Linked DNA regions of Homo sapiens: region 1 is linked to region 2. Evidence: chromatin loops called from intact Hi-C (ENCODE). Cell type or tissue: testis. All regions are shown on one strand. Each heading gives the region's core, and the rest is flanking DNA. Links, peaks and the distances in the headings are about the cores only.

Region 1 (8,932 bases), core at 227-8,226, 260 kb after region 2:
CCACACGAGGAGAGATCCTGCCTATGTGGGAGGCAGTGAAAAGAGCAAAGATCCAGGAGCCGTGTCTAATCCTGCTCCTTCTGAGCCGTGTGGCCTCGGGCAAGTGTATGTCACTTCTTTCCGCCTCAGGTTCCTCATCTGCAAAGTGGATCTAATAGTACCTCCCTCATAAGGTTGATGCGAGGATAAGTAGGATCACGTATGGGGATTGCTGCCTTAATCACTTCAGCATTGTTCCTGTGCACGTGGCACCTCCTACTCCAAGTCCCTGGGACTCTCTGGGGACCTTCTCTGGCCGTGAGGCAGGTCCAGCCTCCTTACAGAGGATGTCGGAAGGGCAGGGGAGCTGCTGTCTTTCAGAGCAGTCCTCAACCAGAGGTGGGTGGGAATTGGTGGATAAATGCCCCAGCTTTCTCAGCCCTTGATTAGGACAATCCGAGGCACATCCTGTCCAGTTCCCAGTGGACTCCAGCAGGGTTGAGCCCCAGCGTCCCTGGCCATAGCCAGTTCGCCAGCACAGCCTGAACTGGTCCTGCCTCATTTCCCCACTTCCCACCTTGCTTCTTGGGGTCACTGCCCAAGGGAACTACCTGCTCTCTCATCCTTGTCTCCGGGTCAGCTTTTGGAGGACCCCAACCCAGCAGCAGCCAAGATGATCAATAACCAGAATTGCCTCTTAATGCTACTGAAATTTACACAGTGAGGCCACACGTGCTCCGTCCCTGCAGTGACCCCGCAGGTAGCGGGACCCATGTACTCCACTTTACAGATGGAGAAACTGAGGCTCAGAGAAGAGCAGTGATTTGCTGAGGTCATCCCACTGTCAAGCAGAAGGGCTAGCACTGGGCTGGCTATTTCCCATGGGCTCAGCTTTGAGTGGCTCTGGGTCCCCGGAGGACCTTGAGCTGGCTGGGCAGGTGGTCCCTGCCCCTCTGATGCTCTCCCTGACTGGTTGGGCTGACTCTAGCCCCTACGTGGGGCCTGGAACAGTGAAGAGCAAATGGGCTGGTAGTAAGAATGGCTGGTTATTAAAACCATCTATCACTCAGAAGGCCTGACCTCATTCTGTCCCAGGAAAGCCAGTCCTGCCTGGGCTGGCCAGGGGGTTACGGTGGGGTGGAAGGGGTGGGGCTGACCCAGGAGGAAAGGGTGGGCGGGGGCTACGCAAGGCCAGAGAGTAGCTTGGGTGGGATGAGGTCAGAGACAACTGCTGGGTATCTGTGTCTCCGCAGTGTGAGGGTAGCCAGTGCCCCAGGGACAGTGAGAGGAGGCGACAAGGCTAGTGTGATGCACCTTTGGGCCGTGGCCTGAAGAGGGGACCCTTGCTCAGGAAGAAGGGGTGGGTCCCTGCCTTTAATTCCCTCATCACTGCCTGAGCCATGCAAGTGCTGAATCCACCAGATCCAGGTTCCCAAGTGCCAGAAGACGGGGATCGGGGCAAAACGGTGGCTATGACGTGAACCCTGAATGTGCCAGTGAGTGGCCACTATTAGTGAGTACCAACAATGTGCCACGCATTTGTGTTGGGCACTCAATACACATCTCATTTCACTCAGGTGAATGGTTAGGGGCCTGAGTTCTGGAGGAAGAAGGTCCTGGGTCAGGATCCAGGCCCCCACCATGGGTATCTGTGTGCTTTGGTGAGTTGCCTCGCCCTGCTAGCTTTACTTTCCATTTCCACACCTGTAAAGTGGAGTAACAATGGCACCCGCCTCATGGGAAGGATGTGGCGAGGATTTGGTGATGGATCATGTTCATCATGCTCAGCTTAGAGCCTGGCACGTGGGACACTTATTAATTGGCAGCAGAGATGATGACAGGGGGCCCTACTCTGTCCAGGGTGCTGTGCCGAGTGCTTTTCATGGATTATCTGATTTAAACTTCATAACCACCCAGAGGCGGTGGGACTGTGATTGGCCCCCCTCTTACAGGTAAGGAAGCCAACTCAGAGGGGTGAAGTCTCTGACCCAAGGTCACACAGCTGCTGGATGGCAGAAGTGGGATTTGAATCTAGGTCTCTGCCTTAGAAGCCTGATTCGCAAAAACCCCTCACCCTTCTTCTTACCACCCCGTACCCTCATATATGAGGTTAATAACTCACTATGGTTCATCTCTCTGGTCCTTTAAGAAATACTTCTGGGTGAGGCTTTACTGGAGGCTCAGAGAGGGCAAGGGACTGGCCTGGGGCTGCAGAGCTAAATGGTGGCAGAGCTGGTCCTAGGACCCAGGCCCTCTGGCTCTCTGGCCAGGCCTCATGCCCACCCATAAGAGATCATTCAGGACCCTGGATGTCATTTCCATCTCTGCTCTGCTCTCTCGAGGTGGGGCTCTGATCTCCCATCCCTGTCCCCGCCTCACTCCTTTGTAGAAAGGTTCCAGGCCCCATGGGAGCTTCTGGGCTTTTCTTCCTAAGGCCACTGAACTGTGGGATTGAAGCCTCATTCTTTTCTCTTCCATCGATAGGTAATTTGCCTGGAACATGTTGAGCACTTTAAAAATTTGGTCACATTGCAGTGTCTGGGTTACCATGGTGACCTCACTTTGAATTTGCTTCCCAGGGGAGGCTGGTAATAATTAATACAGCACTTAGTGCTGGCTGCCCGCAGAGTGTGGGGGAGGATTCTGGAGTCCCCTGGGATCCGCTTCCCTAGGGGGAGCACTGCTTCCTCCTCTGAGCAGGATCCTGGGGTTCTCCAAGGAGAAAGTGGGTGGGGGGAGAGGACCTGCCCACCCTGCCCACCCCTTCGGCAGGCCCAGCAGCCATGCTGTCAGAGCTGGTCTATATCGGGATGGGGAATTCAGGGCTCAAGGGAGAGTGTGTGACTTGACCAAGGCCACACAAGATCCAGACAGCATCACCATTGGGTGGAAAGCTGATTTCCTAAGCTTTAGGACAGAGCTCCAGTGATTGCCAAGTTTGAGGAAGCCCAGCTCCAAAACTTCTCCCCTTCCAGAATGCCTGGAACACAGTGCAAATGCCCCAAGCTGGGGGTGGAGTGGGGAGGTCAGGGTGGGTGGGAGGCAGTCATGGCCCATTCAATGCGAAGTGGGTTCTCAGATGACCCAGGGTGTTGGGGACCAGGCTCAGAGGAACTTTGGCGGAGGGAACTGGAGAGGTTGGGATGGGGAGAGGAGCCTGAGAGGGAGGTCCTACAGGACAGGCCTTAGACATTTCCGGCAAAGGGTGGAAGAGCAGTGAAGGGGCATTCTGCTTCTCATGATCTTCTCCATTCCTCTCCTCCCCAGCATTTCTTGGTCTCCACCCACGCCAGTTCTTGTAGAAAGAAGAGTAGAAGGACGTGTAACAGAAAGAAGAAGAAATCTCTGTTAGGGCTGAGTGCAGTGGCTCATGCCTATAATCCCAGCATTTTGGGAGGCTGAGGCAGGAGCATCTCTTGAGCCCAGGAGTTGGAGAGCTGCCTGGGCAACATAGTGAGACCCCATCTCTAAAACAAAAAACAAATTAGCCAGGCATGGTGGTATGTGCCTGTAGTCTCAGCTACTTGGGAGGCTGAGGCAGGAGGATTGCTTGAGCAGAGGAGAAAGAGGCTGGGTGACAGAGTGAAAATGTCTCAAAAAAAAAAAAAAAAAAATCCAGGCTGGGGATGGTAGCTCACGCTGTAATCCCAGCACTTTGGGAGGCCGAGGCAGGTGGAACACCTGAGGTCAGGAGTTCGAGACCAGCCTGGCCAACGTGGTGAAACCCTGTCGCTACTAAAAACACAAAAATTAGCCAGGTGTGGTGGCACATGACTATAGTTCCAGCTACTCGGGGGGCTGAGGCAGGAGAATCGCTTGAACCTGGGTGGTGGAGGTTGCAGTGAGCCAAGATTGTACTCTAGCCTGGGTGACAAGAGTGAAATTCCATCTCAAAAAAAGAAAAGAAAAAGAAATCCAGACTGCATCCCACTTTTTCCAGATGGGGAAAGTGAAGCTCAGAGAGGCCTTAGAGATGTAGAGAGACCACAGCCAATAAGTGGTCAGCTGGAGATTCAAACCCACATCAGTGCATGTAGCATCTGCACTCTTAACCTTTACCCTCGGGCAGGGTTCTCTCCCTGATCCACATTCCCCTTGGGGCCTGAGCCGAGGGCTTGGGGAGTTTAGCTCTGATGTAGAGTTGGAGGGCAGGATGGGCCTGAGGCAGGAGATGGGGAGGAAAACTAGGCTGGCTTCTCTGCTGGAAACTGGAGCAGGTGTGGCTGAATCAAAAATGCTGGAAGCTTGGGAGCTCCAACCATGGAAGTGGGTTTTAGTAGAGGGTTGGGGAGAAGGGGAAAGGGGAAAATGGCTTTGGTATCTTTGCTCACGTCCAAAAACAACTGAGTTTGTGGTGTACCCTTGGTCTCAAAGGAAAACAAACCTGTGACTTTAGTATGCTGCCACCAGGTGGCGGTGTAATGTGGCTACTCATATCACAGATTCACCTCTATTAAAATAAATTGCACTCATTTTTCAAAAGGATAAAAGTCTTTAAAGAATTAGATTTATATATTATTTCACTTGATTCTTAAAAACTAAGGTAACATTTTAGGGGAAAATGCCTGAGATATAGTTTGGTTCATTCTTCCCTGATCCTTAACTTTCATCTACCTACCCTAAGCCTGGGCTTTCTGGTGATCTGTCTGTATGGTCCTAGTCAACAGCCAGTGAAGCCCACCCCAAAAGTTTTCATGCCAACTCGAGAAGCCAGAAAGAGCAAGGGACACAGTCAGCTCTCATCCTTCCCCTCAATTAGCCCAATTCTGGAGATAGCTGCCCACCACCCCTAGGCTGCCTAACTTCTACATAGACTTTACATATATTGTGGCTCTCCTCCCACTGGGTTTTAATTCCGTTTTTTTTTTTTTTTTTGAGACGGAGTCTTGCTCTGTTGCCCAGGCTGGAGTGCAGTGGGTTATCTCGGCTCTCGGCTCATTGCAACCTCCACCTCCGTGTTCAAGTGATTCTCGTGCCTCAGCCTCCCAAGTAGCTAAGACTACTGGCGCACACCACCATGCCCGGCTAATTTTTGTATTTTTAGTAGAGACGGGGTTTCACCATCTTGGCCAGGCTGGTCTCGAACTCCTGATCTCAAGAGATCTGCCTGCCTCAGCCTCCCAAAGTGCTGGGAATACAGGCATGAGCCACTGTGCCAGGCCTGGGTTTTAACATGACTGTCCGCCACACCAGAAGGTTAGTCCCTCCAAGCAGAGACCATGACTCATTCATCTGCTACTGTTCTAGGTCTTAACCACAATGGCCGGCACATGGGCGATGATCAGCAGTTGGTTGAATGAATAAATGAATTGCTATTTCACAGCTGAGGAAACTAAAGTTCCTGGAGAGAAATAATACCAATAATAATAATAATAATAATAATTGGCATTTGCTATGTACCTACTATGTCCCAGACATATATTAACTCTAGTTTCCACAACAATTCTAGGATACCATTATTATGCACATTATGCAGATGAGGGGACTGAGGCTGAGAGACATTTGAGATGGGGGAGGGAGCAACTGAAGGGGACCCAAGTCCAGTTCAGTAGCTCATTTGGGAGAGGAAGTTGAGGGCAGGCATCACTCATCCTGCTGTTCATTTATTCAGGACAAGTTTACTGCAGTTAGATGTCCCTGCTAGGCCTGTGGTGGGTGAGCACACAGAAGGGATGAGTGCTCATCACTCTGGCTGAGGCAGGAGGCAGCCTGAGTCCAAACCTCAGTGCCTTGGGCCAGGCCTGGTAGCTCACGCCTAGCAGTGCTTTGGGAGGCCGAGGCAAGGGGATCACTTGAGCTCAGGAGTTATGAGACCAGCCTGGATAACATAGCGAAACTCTGGCTCTCCAAAAATAAAAAAGTTAAAAATTAGCCAGTCGTGGTGGTCCATGCCTGTAGTCCTAACTACTCAGGAAGCTGAGATGAGTGGATGGCTTGAGCCCTGGAGTTGAAGACTACAGTGAGCTATGATCATGCCACCACCCTCCAGCCTGAAAGGTGACAGAGCGAGACTCTGACCCTAAAAAAATAAAAAACGGGCCAGGCGCGGTGGCTCACGACTGTAATCCCAGCACTTTGGGAGGCCGAGGCAGGTGGATCACGAGGTCAGGAGTTCAAGACCAGCCTGGCCAAGATGGTGAAACCCCGTCTCTACTAAAAATACAAAAATTAGCTGGGTGTGCTGGCAGGTGCCTGTAATCCCAGCTACTCGGGAGGCTAAGGCAGGAGAATTGCTTGAACCCAGGCAGCAGAGGTTGCAGTGAGCCGAGATCGCGCCACTGCACTCCAGCCTGGGAGACAGACTGAGACTCTGTCTTAAAAAAATAAAAATAAACAAAATAAAAATAAAAAAACACTGTAATCCCAGCACTTTGGGAGGCTGAGGCAGGTGAATCGTGTGAGGTCAGGAGTTTGAGACCAGCCTGGCTGACATGGTGAAACCACGTCTCTACTAAAAATACAAAAATTAGCCAGGCGTGGTGGTGGGAGCCTGTAATCCCAGCTACTCAGGAGGCTGAGGCAGGAGAATCACTTGAACCCTGGAGGCGGAGGTTGCAGTGAGCCGAGATGGCGCCATTGCATTCCAGCCTGGGCGACAGAGGAAGACTCCGTCTCAATAAATACATATAAATACATAAATTAAAAACAAAAAACCTCAGCACCTCGTGTACAACCTGAGAGGCTGCGCCCCCAGCAGCTTTCAGCAGCTCTCTCTGCAAGGTCTCAAAAACTGCTGCCACCATCTTAAACTTAATATCCTCGCGCCACGTGGTCCAGGTATGTTTGTTTGTTGGGAGAACAGGGAAACCGCTCTGGCAGAAGGCCAGGGAACGTCTCTTTGCATCCCATTGGTAGCGCCTCATTAGGTCAAGCGCTACTCCTGAACCAATCAGGGGCCTGAAGCATGGCCTCGTGGGTTGGCTCCGCCCCCACACGCGGGGAGTGTTGATTGCAGCCTCAGGCAGGTTGGTGAAATGAGAGGTGATGGGATGGAAAAGAGGAGGCGGCCACATTGTGTACTCGCTCCCTTTGCACAAAGCTGCGACCTTCCCCACCTTCCTCAAGGGAGCTGCTGGGTGGAGACAAGCCAAGAGCTCCGAGTGCAGGAGGCCCCCTTCCACCCAGCACCCTGTAGCTGTGAGAGCTTGGCCCAGGCCCAGCCTCCTCACCTGCACGGAGCTAAGGTGAGGGTCCCACTGAGGCAGGGCACGAGAAGGCACCTCGCGCACAGTAGCCCCCTTTCCAACCCGCGTGATATTCTGATTGGCCTACATCTCTCTCCCACTGCCAATCCGTGCACACAGCCCCTCTCCCTAGGCCTCTCCCAGCTGCGACGTGGCAAGAGGAGTCCCAGAGATGTGGGAGACTGGCCGACTGACGGCAGCCAAAGGCTGACCTGCTGCGCACTTCCCTGGATCGGTGGCAGGGGGCGTGTCTCTGAGTGGGTGGGGACAGGCCTCCCCCAGGTGTCAGCAGCATCTCCTGTTTTTCGTGTCCAGCACCTGCTTACCATTGCGGTAAGAGTGTCCCAGTTTTTTCTTGGGTATAGGGTGCCCAAGTCCAGTCCCAGCCATAGTCTGTGTCATGTTCCACAGTGACTGGTTCAGGGGTGGCCAGAGCCAGGCAGAGTCAGTCTGAGTGGCTCTTAGGACTTTTGCTTGTTTACCATTGGAGGGAACCTGGCTGTAGAACTAGAGGCTGCCAGTACCTTCTTGCCACCAGGTAGAGAGTGACAATGAAGCCAACACTCAAAGGAGACATAGCTGAGGCAAGACCGGGGAGAAAACAGGTCTGATGGTGACACCTGAGCCCCTTTGTCCACCCTTCCTGAAGCCAGCTGTACCCTCTGGAGTTTTCAGTGATATGAGCCAATTAACTTCCTTTGCTTAAATCCCATTTGATTTGGTTTTCTGTTGCTTGCAACCAAAAGATCCTAACCCTAACCCTAACCCTTGGTGATACCATCTCAGCTTGGGGTACAGAAGAGAAGGTGGAGGTGGCAGGGAAAGATTGGGATTCAGGGTCTCCTCCAGAGAGCTTCCAGGCCACGGGGACAGAGCTGGACAGAGACCCCTTCCTTACAGCCAGGCTGAGTGTCAGCCACATAAGGCCCTGGTACAAGCCTTGGAGGGTGAGGCCTCCCAGAGTGGGTGTTGGGTGTTGGGTGTTGGTCATGGCAGCTGCAAGTGGTCACTCAGGTTCAGATGCCTTCCTGGACAGCTGGGGAAGACAGGTGTCAGCAGCTGTGGAGACAGCACTCTAACGGAATGGGGCAGCTGCGTGGCCAACATCAGGAGCAAAAACTGGGGTGCAGTGGGGGGAAGAGGCTATTCAAGGGTAGCATTAGGGACTCCCCAGAGTGACCTCTTTGTCATAGCTCCTTCAGCCCCTACCTCAGAGCCTCAGTGTTTCCTGCCCACAAGATAATACAGCACATTGGGAGGGGGTGACATCCAGGGGGTCCTGACTTCCTAGACACCCTCACCCAGTCTTGGGGACTTGTAGGACAATCTTGTGATTGAAGCACCCAGGCCCTGGAGCACACCAGCCTGAGTTTAAATCCCAGCTTCTCCACTTCCTGCCTATGTGACCCTGGGAAATGTTCCCTGCCTCTCTGAGCCTCAGTTTCCTCATCTGTGAGGTCAAGGTAACTCTCCCAACCCCCCAGGATTGCTGTAAGAGTAATGAGAAGGGCACGTGGGGTCTGGCATGAGGGAGGAGCTTTGAAAGCTTTTCTCTTATTGGTGTCTTCAGGACTGGGCAGGCTCTGAGGAGGAAGAGAGGCAGGAGTGCAGACTACGGATGGAAAGAGGATCCGGAGGCTGCCAGTCAGATTCTAGTGCTCTTTCCCTCATTCAGCAAACATTTATTGAGCACCTACTATGTGCCAGGCATGATTCCAAGTGCCAGGGATACAGCAGTGAAAAGAGATAAAAACCCCTGCCCTCATGAA
Region 2 (8,932 bases), core at 731-8,730:
TATAAATAAACAACTGCATCTGAAGGGCTGGCCTCATGCTTCTCGAATATATCAGGACCGATTTCAGGGGAGGTAATAGAAGTTGGAATCGTTTACTAAATTATACCTTAAATCAACTGCTGGCTGATTATTATTTCTGATGGTAACATTGCAATGGTTTTTCTAGGAGTCACTGATGTGCAATGAGCCCAATCATATTTCTTATTCAATAAACTCTTTTATTCTAGTCCACAGATTTTTCCATTACAATAATAATGAAAATAGCACTAGTAATTTGTAACACTGAGGCCCAAAGGGAAACCCCTCCTCAAATTATAAGGTAAATGACACAAAGTTGAACATAGGGTCAGTGTTGGGCAAAAAGCATTTAAAATATAGATAACGGGGTCAAGATTTTGTGTGTGTGCAAACACTGGGTTTTGTTTTTCAGGATGACACCATTTTAGAAAGTGCATGATTTTGAAAACTATATGTGTAATTGTGACAAAACTAAACTGTAGAGAAAAGACAAAATCAAGCAAAAACAAAAACCAAGAAACCAAAAGGAAGCAAATCAAATACAAGGGGCGGATATGCAAACCTCCGGTCCTTTGGCCCTGGAATGGCAAGTGAGTGGGCTTCATAGAAATTCTCTGTAGAAAGGAATGTGTGGGCCAGTGTGGCCATGGCCCTGGCCTGACATCGCTGAGTCTCCAAGTCTTGTCTCCTCACAGAGGAAAAGAAGTTGCTTGTCCGACACATCTGCTGGGGGTCTGCCCGAGATGGGGCCTTCGTTCCCAATCCCTTTGAGAACAGTCTCAAATCCTGAAAAGGCAAGGCATCCCTGCGGCGGCCCCAGGGCGGCGGCAGGAGATGGGGTCAGTGTCTGCCCCAGGCTCTGCCGGAGCTGTCTGAGTGGTTCACCGGGAGTGGGTGGGCCTCGGTGTTGAACACCCAGTCTTCCAGGGAGAGCAAGTCATCTTCAGAGAACAGAAGATAGAGATACCTGTGCCCCACGCAGGGCAGGGAAGCAAGACACAGTCTGTCAGTGGCCTGGGGAAGAAGGGTGGGCCTGGGAACAAGTCTCAGGGCCTTTGTGATAGGCCTATGGTCAAGGTCTGGAGCCTTGCAACCCCAAAACTGTGGGCAGCAGGGTGGGGGTGCTAGTCCTGGGGAAGGAGGCTGTGGCTGCAGAGAAAAGCCTTGAGCTTTGGGGTCAGAAGGACTTAGTTTACCCTGGCTCTGCCATCAGCCAGCTTCACCTGCCCGGCCCTGTATGTGAGCCCTTATGGTCCAGATTCTCTGCAGGGGTGCCTGAGGGCTGCTGCAGTCCAGTTGACTCTCACGTGCCCCGCTGCTGCCCACTAAGACTCTATATTCAGAGTACACATTGGGGCACTGAGAAGAACATGGGGTTGTGACTCTAGAACTCCAGCTTCCAGGTTGTGGGTTTTTTCCTCACTGGAAGGAACTGATCATTCTGACCCACCCTAAAGGGTTAAAGCACAAGGGGCTTGCTTTGGGGAACAGTGAGGAAGTGGGATGGCCAACTTCCATGGCATGAAATCGAGGAGGGCACAGCAGCCACACTGCAGAGGCCACAGGAGGGAAAGTCAATGCCAGCAACCAGCACTGACATCATCATCGTTAACCCTATCCCATTTTACACACGAGGACGCGGTTCCCAGAACGGAAGCAACCTGGGGAGATAAGCGAGAAACTGAAGGAACCTGCGGTATCACACGGTGCGTCCCTAGGGAACTTGGATTCTAGCCCAGTCTCACTCTCCGAGAAAGCGGCCTGGCCCAAGGCTCACACCTGGGGTGCAGCCCTCTGGATCCCAAGCCCTTCACCCCTTTTGGGCTCCCGTCCTGTGACCACAGAACCTGACTGTGGAGGGGAGGGACTGCGGACCCCTACCCTCAACCTCCCACCTGTCCATCCCTAGGAAGAGCCCACACTGCTCACTTTAGTGTCTCCGCTAGAAAGAAGCTCTGCTGCTTGTTGTCGTGGTTGGGGGTGCTACTGTACACGTCTTGGATCCCAGAGAAACCGGCTTCTGTCCGACAGTATTTCTCCAAGGCCTGAGGAAGGGGAAGAGGAGGAGGAAAACAGCCTTAACACGGGACAGGAAAGGCCCCTCAAGACTTGTGCATGCCTGGCAGGCTGGAGCTAGAAGAAAGCAGACAGCACCCCCACCCCTTGGCTGGGGACTCCTGGCATTTGTGGGAACAGAAGGTCAAATTATTCTTTCGGGGTTTAGCCACCTGTCCCCAGGCTGGAGGGGCCACACTCCTTCCACCCACACCTCTGAGAGCTCTGGCCCGATGGGCTGCCTGTCCTGAGCTCTTCACCTGGTTTGAACTTAGAGGAAGCTTCTCTTTGTGTTTCAGGGGACTAGGCTGGTCTTACAGATTCACCCACAGTGGTAGGCAGAGGTGAAGAGAAGCCACGGGTGATGGCCATGGGCTGGGATTTGGGGACGGACTTGGTACTCCAGGGATTCTCAGGAGAGATGGCCCCTGGGCTGGAGGCAAGTGAGCCAAGCCATTCATCTTTCTATATAAATGCATTTTTTTTTCTTGAGACAAGGTCTCATTTTGTCGCCCAGGCTGGAGGGCAGTGGGGCGATCAGAGCTCACTCTGCAGCTTCAACCTCTGCAGTTCGAGCAATCCTCTTGCCTCAGCCCCTCAAGCAGCTGGGACTATAGGCGTGCGTCACCATGCCTGGATAATTTTTGTATTTTTCTGTATAGATGGGGTTTTGCCGTGTTGCCTATAGGCTGATAAATACAATTTCTACCCACGGAGGGGGTCTATGGACTGGGCATAGGAGCACAAGACGCTTGGCCTTTGAAGGCCAAGAACAATGGTCCTGGGGAAGCAGGTGGACTTAACAGGGCCAGTAAACCTGAGCATGCCCTGGACCCCGTCTGAGTGCAATGCTCGGAATGGGCACGGGGGTGGTGGGGGAGATAGGGGCAGAGAAGGCTCAGCATCCACCAGGGAACCTGCTGGAATCCCCACACCTGCCTTTGACACCTCCCCCAAGACAGCCATTAAATTTCCACCTAGGTGTGGGGCCGGAGGCTGAGGGCAGGGTAGGCCTCAAGGGCCAGTAGAGACTAGGGTGGGGGGGTCCCTCAGGCTGGGCTGCCTGTGGGAAGAGGAGGGAGGTGGAGGTGAGCTGCCCAGCTTCGAGATCAGGAAAGCGTCTGTTGGGACAGCGGTGGCCGCGTGGTGCCTGCGTGGTGCTCTAGGCAGCTGCCTAGCCTCTGACCCTCTAAGTTTGCTGAGGCCTGGTCCCAGGCCCCAAGGATATGGGCACTCAGAACCCTCTTCACAAGTCTGGCCTGTCCTGTCTCAGGACAACTTTGCCCAGCTGGGGACTCTTGGCTCTGTAACCACCACCTTGACCCTTTGCACTCTGAACTGTGGTCAGAGGTCAACGTGGCTTGGCCTTCCACTCCAGGCCCAAGCCAGGGCACCTAGCACCCAGCCTGTAAATTCTCAGGGGCATCTAGCACCTTGCTGCCCATCCCTGGGGCCCACTCACCAGCACCACCTCCCAGCCCCACTCCCTGTAGATGGGGTTGTGGGTCTGTCGCCACAGGTACATGTAGCTCTCCACCACCTCTGGCCGGAGGATGTAGTAGCTCTCGCTCAGCTGGGTGGCCACGGCCTCTCTGCCGGAGTTAAACCAGAAGGCCTCAGGCCCAAGTTTGGTGTCTGGGGAAACAGCCAAGCAGAGGGCCCAGGTCAGACCTCCCACCTCCTGCTTTTCGGGATCCAGGAGAGATGTCAGTTGCCTTGAACCCGCGGCCAGGGTGATGTCAGGTGTGTGTGGGTGTGGGGTGCCCCTGCCTGGACTGCTGTGTAAGGCTGCACCGGGCAGATGCACAGCTTCCCTCTTGGCCTGGGCTGGACAGAACAAGACCCTCGGGGACTGGAAATGTGAGCAGCTTTGGACTCTGAGAGTCCAAATGAGCTACTCAGCAGTCTGGGTAGGTGAAGGTTTGGGCGGGGTTCCACAACTGTGTACTTTGAGGCAATAGCTCTGCAAGAGGTTAGCCAGACCTCAGCCAAGAGGGTTTCGGGTTTCAACACATCTGGGGAACCGAGGGTTAAACAAAATAAGTCTCCCATCTGCAGGATTTATCAGATCCTTTAATATGCTAATGTGAAATGAGGCTTCTCCTTGGGACCCTTTGTCTTAGAAAACTGCTTTTAACACCTCCCAGAACAAACTTCGAGAGTTTGGGAACAGCTGAGGTAGAGATGGAGGGAAGATTGCCCAGGAATGCACCTACTCCCACAGAGGGAGCTGAGGAAGGAGGGCCTGAGGGAGCCTGGGTTCTGTCATTGTCACTGTTTGGTTTTGAGGCAATTTGCTGTCATTCTTGTCATATGGCCATAATTATAACCACCTCTGTAGCCACTATTTATGATTTCAAAGGCCGTGCTGGGTGCTTTAATACACTATTTCTATCCTTAAAAAATGTTTCTTTAGTAAGGTAATTGCTACTATCCCTCTCACGCATGTGGAAACTGAGGATCAGAGAGGCTAAGTAATTTGCCCAAGGTAACACAGCGAGTTGTGGCTGAGTTGGGACTTGACCCTGGATGTGTCTGATGCCTCTCCTAGGGCGGTGCTCTTTCCCTCCTGGGTCTAACCCTCATAGGCCCAACATGTAGGGTATGAGGGCCAGATCCTTCTCCCTTTAATGCCTGTCCCTCCTGTCCAGGTCACCCAAGTCCCCAGCTCCATTCCTAATGTGAGCCCTCTTCCCTACTACCAGGGTTCAAAACCCTGAGAGGCCCTAGGTTGCTTTTACTTTAGAGGCAGGGGTTAGAGGTTTGCAGGACTTCCTGCTCTTCCATGGAGGGCTTCAGGGAAGAGGAATTAGCTAGACCCTAGCCTCTCTAACCTTTTCAAATGGTGTAGCGGCTCCTGGCCATCAGAAAACAGTCATTTTGCCAAGTCGCTAGTGGGGTGAAGGCAGGAGCCACTGCTACAGGCGTCCACAGGACAAGCCGAGGCTGGCTAGAACAATATGCTTTATTAAGCGGCTGTCTTTTATGGTCTGGGCTGATTGTCTCAGACAAATAGCGAGCCTTTTATTAGTCCTGAGATTTCTTATTTGTTTATGGCCCTGGCAGAGCAAGCTCTTTGAAGAGAATGGACAACCAGTTTTAAAGACCCATTGCGAATCTCTGACTTCCTGGAAACAGCTCCAGGAGACCCCATTCAGCTGGGGCGGGCACAGACACATCATGATGGGCGGTCAGCAAGTGCCTGCAGTGCTGCTGGCCAAAGGTGGCTGCCAAGGTACTTTCTCATGGGACCCTGTGCCTCACTCTGAGACCTGTGTCATGATTCCCATCGAACAGATAAGAAAACAGAGGCTGCCCATCTGGCCTCTCTAATCTTTTCAAATGGTGTAGCGGCTCCTGGCCATCAGAAAACAGTCATTTTGTCAAGCGCTGCTTGAGCCTGGGATTTTTACTGCAAATCTTGGGTCGTCCCCTCCAACCAACACTGGGATTACCACTCAGAGCGGTGGGCGTCTCCTGGGACCACACGGGGGCTGGGGATTTTTCTGAGGGGTGCAGTTTGCGCACGGGGTGGAACCAGGCATCAGAAGGCCTGGGTTCCAGCCCAGGATCAATTCCTCATGTGCAGTGTGACTTTGGCTAAGTCACTTCCCCTCTCTGGGCTGACTCCACTTCTCTGTGTAGAATGAGGAGCCAGGCTCAGGCTCTCAAATGTGACCTCTGATTCTAGCATCGGACAATTCAGTGGTGAGTGGTGGGTGGGGAGGACCAAGCTCTCAGGCTTTCCGGTGATCATGGGTCAAAGAGGGCGACTAAACAGGTGGGAGCAGGAGGCGGTGAAACCCCCTCTAAGGAGGGTGCCGGGGGAAAGGCAGAGGCACATTTGAAAGTAGGAGACTCAGGGTGGGACATGTGCCGGGCTCAGGAAGCCGCCGTTTCTGCCTCCGGGGCTGGAGGATCCTTTACTCTGTGCCCCTCTCAAGGGACCTTGGCCAAGTAATCTCTGAGCCTCAGTTTCCTCATCTGTGTGGTGAGGTTCAGTGATGTTGTGTCAAGTGCGGAAGAGTACCAGGTACATGCAAAGCGCTTCCTGTGTCTGTACTAGTTTCCCTTTCATTCAGGGTATGGTCTCGGAGCCTGGAGAGTACCTCTCTCAAATTCTACTTAACTTCCAAGGGGAGGCTTCCCTAAGGCCATGTGCTCCCTTCGCTCACTGCTGCCGGTCTTTCCAGTTCTTCCTGGTGTCTAGCCTCAGTCTCTCCTGCTGCCCCTTCCCCTTGCAGGGTTACCTGAGCGGGCGTATGACTCGTGACACGTCTTGGTGATCTGGGCTGCGAGCTCTCGGTAGTGGGCCCTCTTTTCTTCCTTGGCATCCTCGGCGCCAAGGGCGATCATGCCCCCGGAGAAACAGGCCAGGTGCCCCATCTTGTGGTCCAGAATCCCCCCTCGCCACTCGGCAATGTAGGTCAGCCCCCCGGGAGAGACATTCAGCAAGTAGGTCTCTATCGCCTGGGAGCAAGGTGGGGATTGGGCAGGGAGAAGGGGCGTGGGAGGGCACAGAGAAGGGGGGGAAAGGATGGAAAATGAACATTTTGGAGACAGTAGCAAGGGCAGCTCTGCCAAGCCCTCCATCCCAGGCAAAGGAGGCCCATTGATCTCTGCTGGTCAAGATGCCTGCCAGGGCACAGGAGGGGCTGCTATTCGCTGGGAGGCTCAGACACAGGGCAGCTCCCCAGGGCAAGTCTCTTACACAGCCTTTAAAATCTTCCATGTTTTAAAAAACGTTAAAAAATATTTTAAGGTGATCCTCCTCCTCCATTATGTCCTCTGTTTGATCTTAACCAGAAGCCCAGCTGGCCTGTGGATGGGCTTCAGGGGTCCAGGCCCTTAAAACTGTACCCAACACTTTCTGGTGGATGTGCATCTTTATGGGAAGAGTGTCCATCTATTCTTACCAGTTTCTCAAAAAGAACCTGCAGAAAATTAAGAGCTGTTCTCTAGGAGTATCTTGTCACACGTTTCCTCATTTAATGCCTACAGCAAGCCAGGCACCTGGGCTGCCGCGCCCTACACAGACAAATGGGAGGTGTGGCAGCTTGTCCCAGGCCACCCAGCCACACCAGCCTAGAAACAAGACCCCACAATGTCCAGAGCTCTGCTTCTTCCACTACCTGATGGCCATGCCTTTTGGTGGGAAGGGAGGTGATGCTGTTGTAAAGACTCTGGGATGTCGGGGGCGTGAGGGGGTCAGACTGCTCTCACCCCAGGAGCCCTGGGGACCAAGGGGAGGGAGGAAGCTGCTCACACAGTCTCGAGGCCAGACTCCATGGGCTGGTGGGGCCTGGCCCATGGCTGGGGTCCTCTGGGGCCCTTCCAGGCCTCTGCCTCCACTTTCACCCCTCCAATCTACTCTCCAGGGGGTCTCTGTACTCTGCAATTAACAAACCGGATCATATCATCTGCCTGCTTAGAACCTTCAGTGGTTTCCAAGTGCCCTTATGTGAAAACACCAGAGGGGCCTCCAAGACTCCACGATCTGGACCTTGAGGGTGGACCTGATTCTATGGACATGGCTCTGGGGCACAGACTCATCAGGTTCAAATTTCATCTCCACCAGTTCCACGCTGTGTGACACTGGGCAGGTTGTATGTTCTCTCTGTGCCTCAGTTTCCTAACGTGTAAACTGGGGATAAGAGCATTAACTGCCTCATAGGGTTGTGAGAATTAAATGAGATATGCCTGCAGGACTTGGCCTATTTCCCAGCACAGAGCGAGTCCCCACTAATTACTGACCCCTATGATTCCACTCTAGTCTGTCTCCTGCCCCTCCCTCCTCACACCCTACCTCACCTACACTGGCCTTTTTTCACTCAGGTACCCTCCTGGCTTACAATATCTCGGCAGCCATGTAATATTTCCTTGGTGTCAGCGCTGTGCTAGGTACTGGGGCTACAGGTGTGCTGGAGAGGAGCCTGGACTCTGCCTCAGGGAGCTCACCCATTAGTGCAGAGAATTCCCAACAAAACCAAATATATATGAGAGGTGCAATTCGTTTTGTTTTGAGACACAGTCTTACTCTGTCACCCAGGCTGAAGTGCAGTGGCATGATCTTGGCTCACTGCAACCTCCGCCTCCCAAGTTTAAACCATTCTCGTGCCTCAGCCTCCCAAGTAGCTGGGTAATTATAGGCGTGTGCCACCACCCCCGGCTAATTTTTGTATTTTTAGTAGAGATGGGGTTTCACCATGTTGGCCAGGCTGGTCTTGAACTCCTGACCTCAGGGGATCCACCCACCTCGGCCTCCCAAAATGTTGGGATTACAGGCGTGAGCCACCACAACTGGCTGAGAGGTACAATTTGTGATCAGCATTTTGAATAAAACAAAGTGAGAGGATGAGATTAAAAAATGCAGGGGTATGCGGGGAGGGGCTGGACGCAGTGGCTCACGCCTGTAATCCCAGCACTTTGGGAGGCTGAGGCAGATGGATCATTTGAGCCCAGTAGTTTGAAACCAGCCTGGGCAACATGGCAAAAACCCATCTCTACTAAAAATATAAGAATTAGCCAGGCACGGTAGTGCATACCTGTAGTCCCAGCTACTTGGGAGGCTGAGGTGGGAGAATCACTTGAATCCAGGAGGCAGAAGTTGCGGTGAGCCAAGATTGCACCACTGCACTCCACTCTGGGCAATAGAGTGAGACTCTGTCATAAAAAAACAAACAAACAAAAAACCCAAGAAAACAAAACAAAACAAAAAAAACTGGGGTGGGGGCAGTGCTGTACTTTGCAGAGGGAGGTCAGGGAAAATCTCTCTGCAAAGGTGACATTCTTGAAAGCTGCATTTTTCTTCCTGCTTCGGGGCTTAGCTGGTGCTGCGCCTCCTTCCTGCATGCTCCAG

The links. Hi-C counts contacts between places; a loop is a spot of excess contacts. Peaks named below come from ENCODE experiments on the same cell type or tissue, not always from the same donor. Only the 100,000 strongest peaks of a DNase experiment are listed, where the experiment ranks them.
Region 1: a loop joins it to region 2, with 2.1 times the contacts of the local background. A loop is called at or near these places in 8 of 110 quality-filtered maps.

What each region holds. Positions count from the first base shown.
Region 1 is chr1:25,516,102-25,525,033 of GRCh38, reverse strand. No RefSeq gene overlaps it. Among named protein-coding and RNA genes, the nearest start is that of LDLRAP1, 23 kb to the left of the region's middle. RefSeq lists enhancers at 5,771-6,365, 6,534-7,181. In testis, for the core only: a CTCF peak has its summit at 4,389 (motif pointing right); DNase peaks (open chromatin) are centred at 4,373 and 6,833; H3K4me3 peaks cover 1,053 bases.
Region 2 is chr1:25,775,716-25,784,647 of GRCh38, reverse strand. MAN1C1 (mannosidase alpha class 1C member 1) reads right to left here. Exons shown (of 12, transcript NM_020379.4): 9 at 6,324-6,543; 10 at 3,536-3,708; 11 at 1,948-2,063; 12 at 198-985. The coding sequence ends at 859. Among named protein-coding and RNA genes, the nearest start is that of SELENON, 20 kb to the left of the region's middle. RefSeq lists enhancers at 304-926, 3,431-4,053, 4,054-4,676. In testis, for the core only: no CTCF peak of the experiment used is centred there; a DNase peak (open chromatin) is centred at 3,947.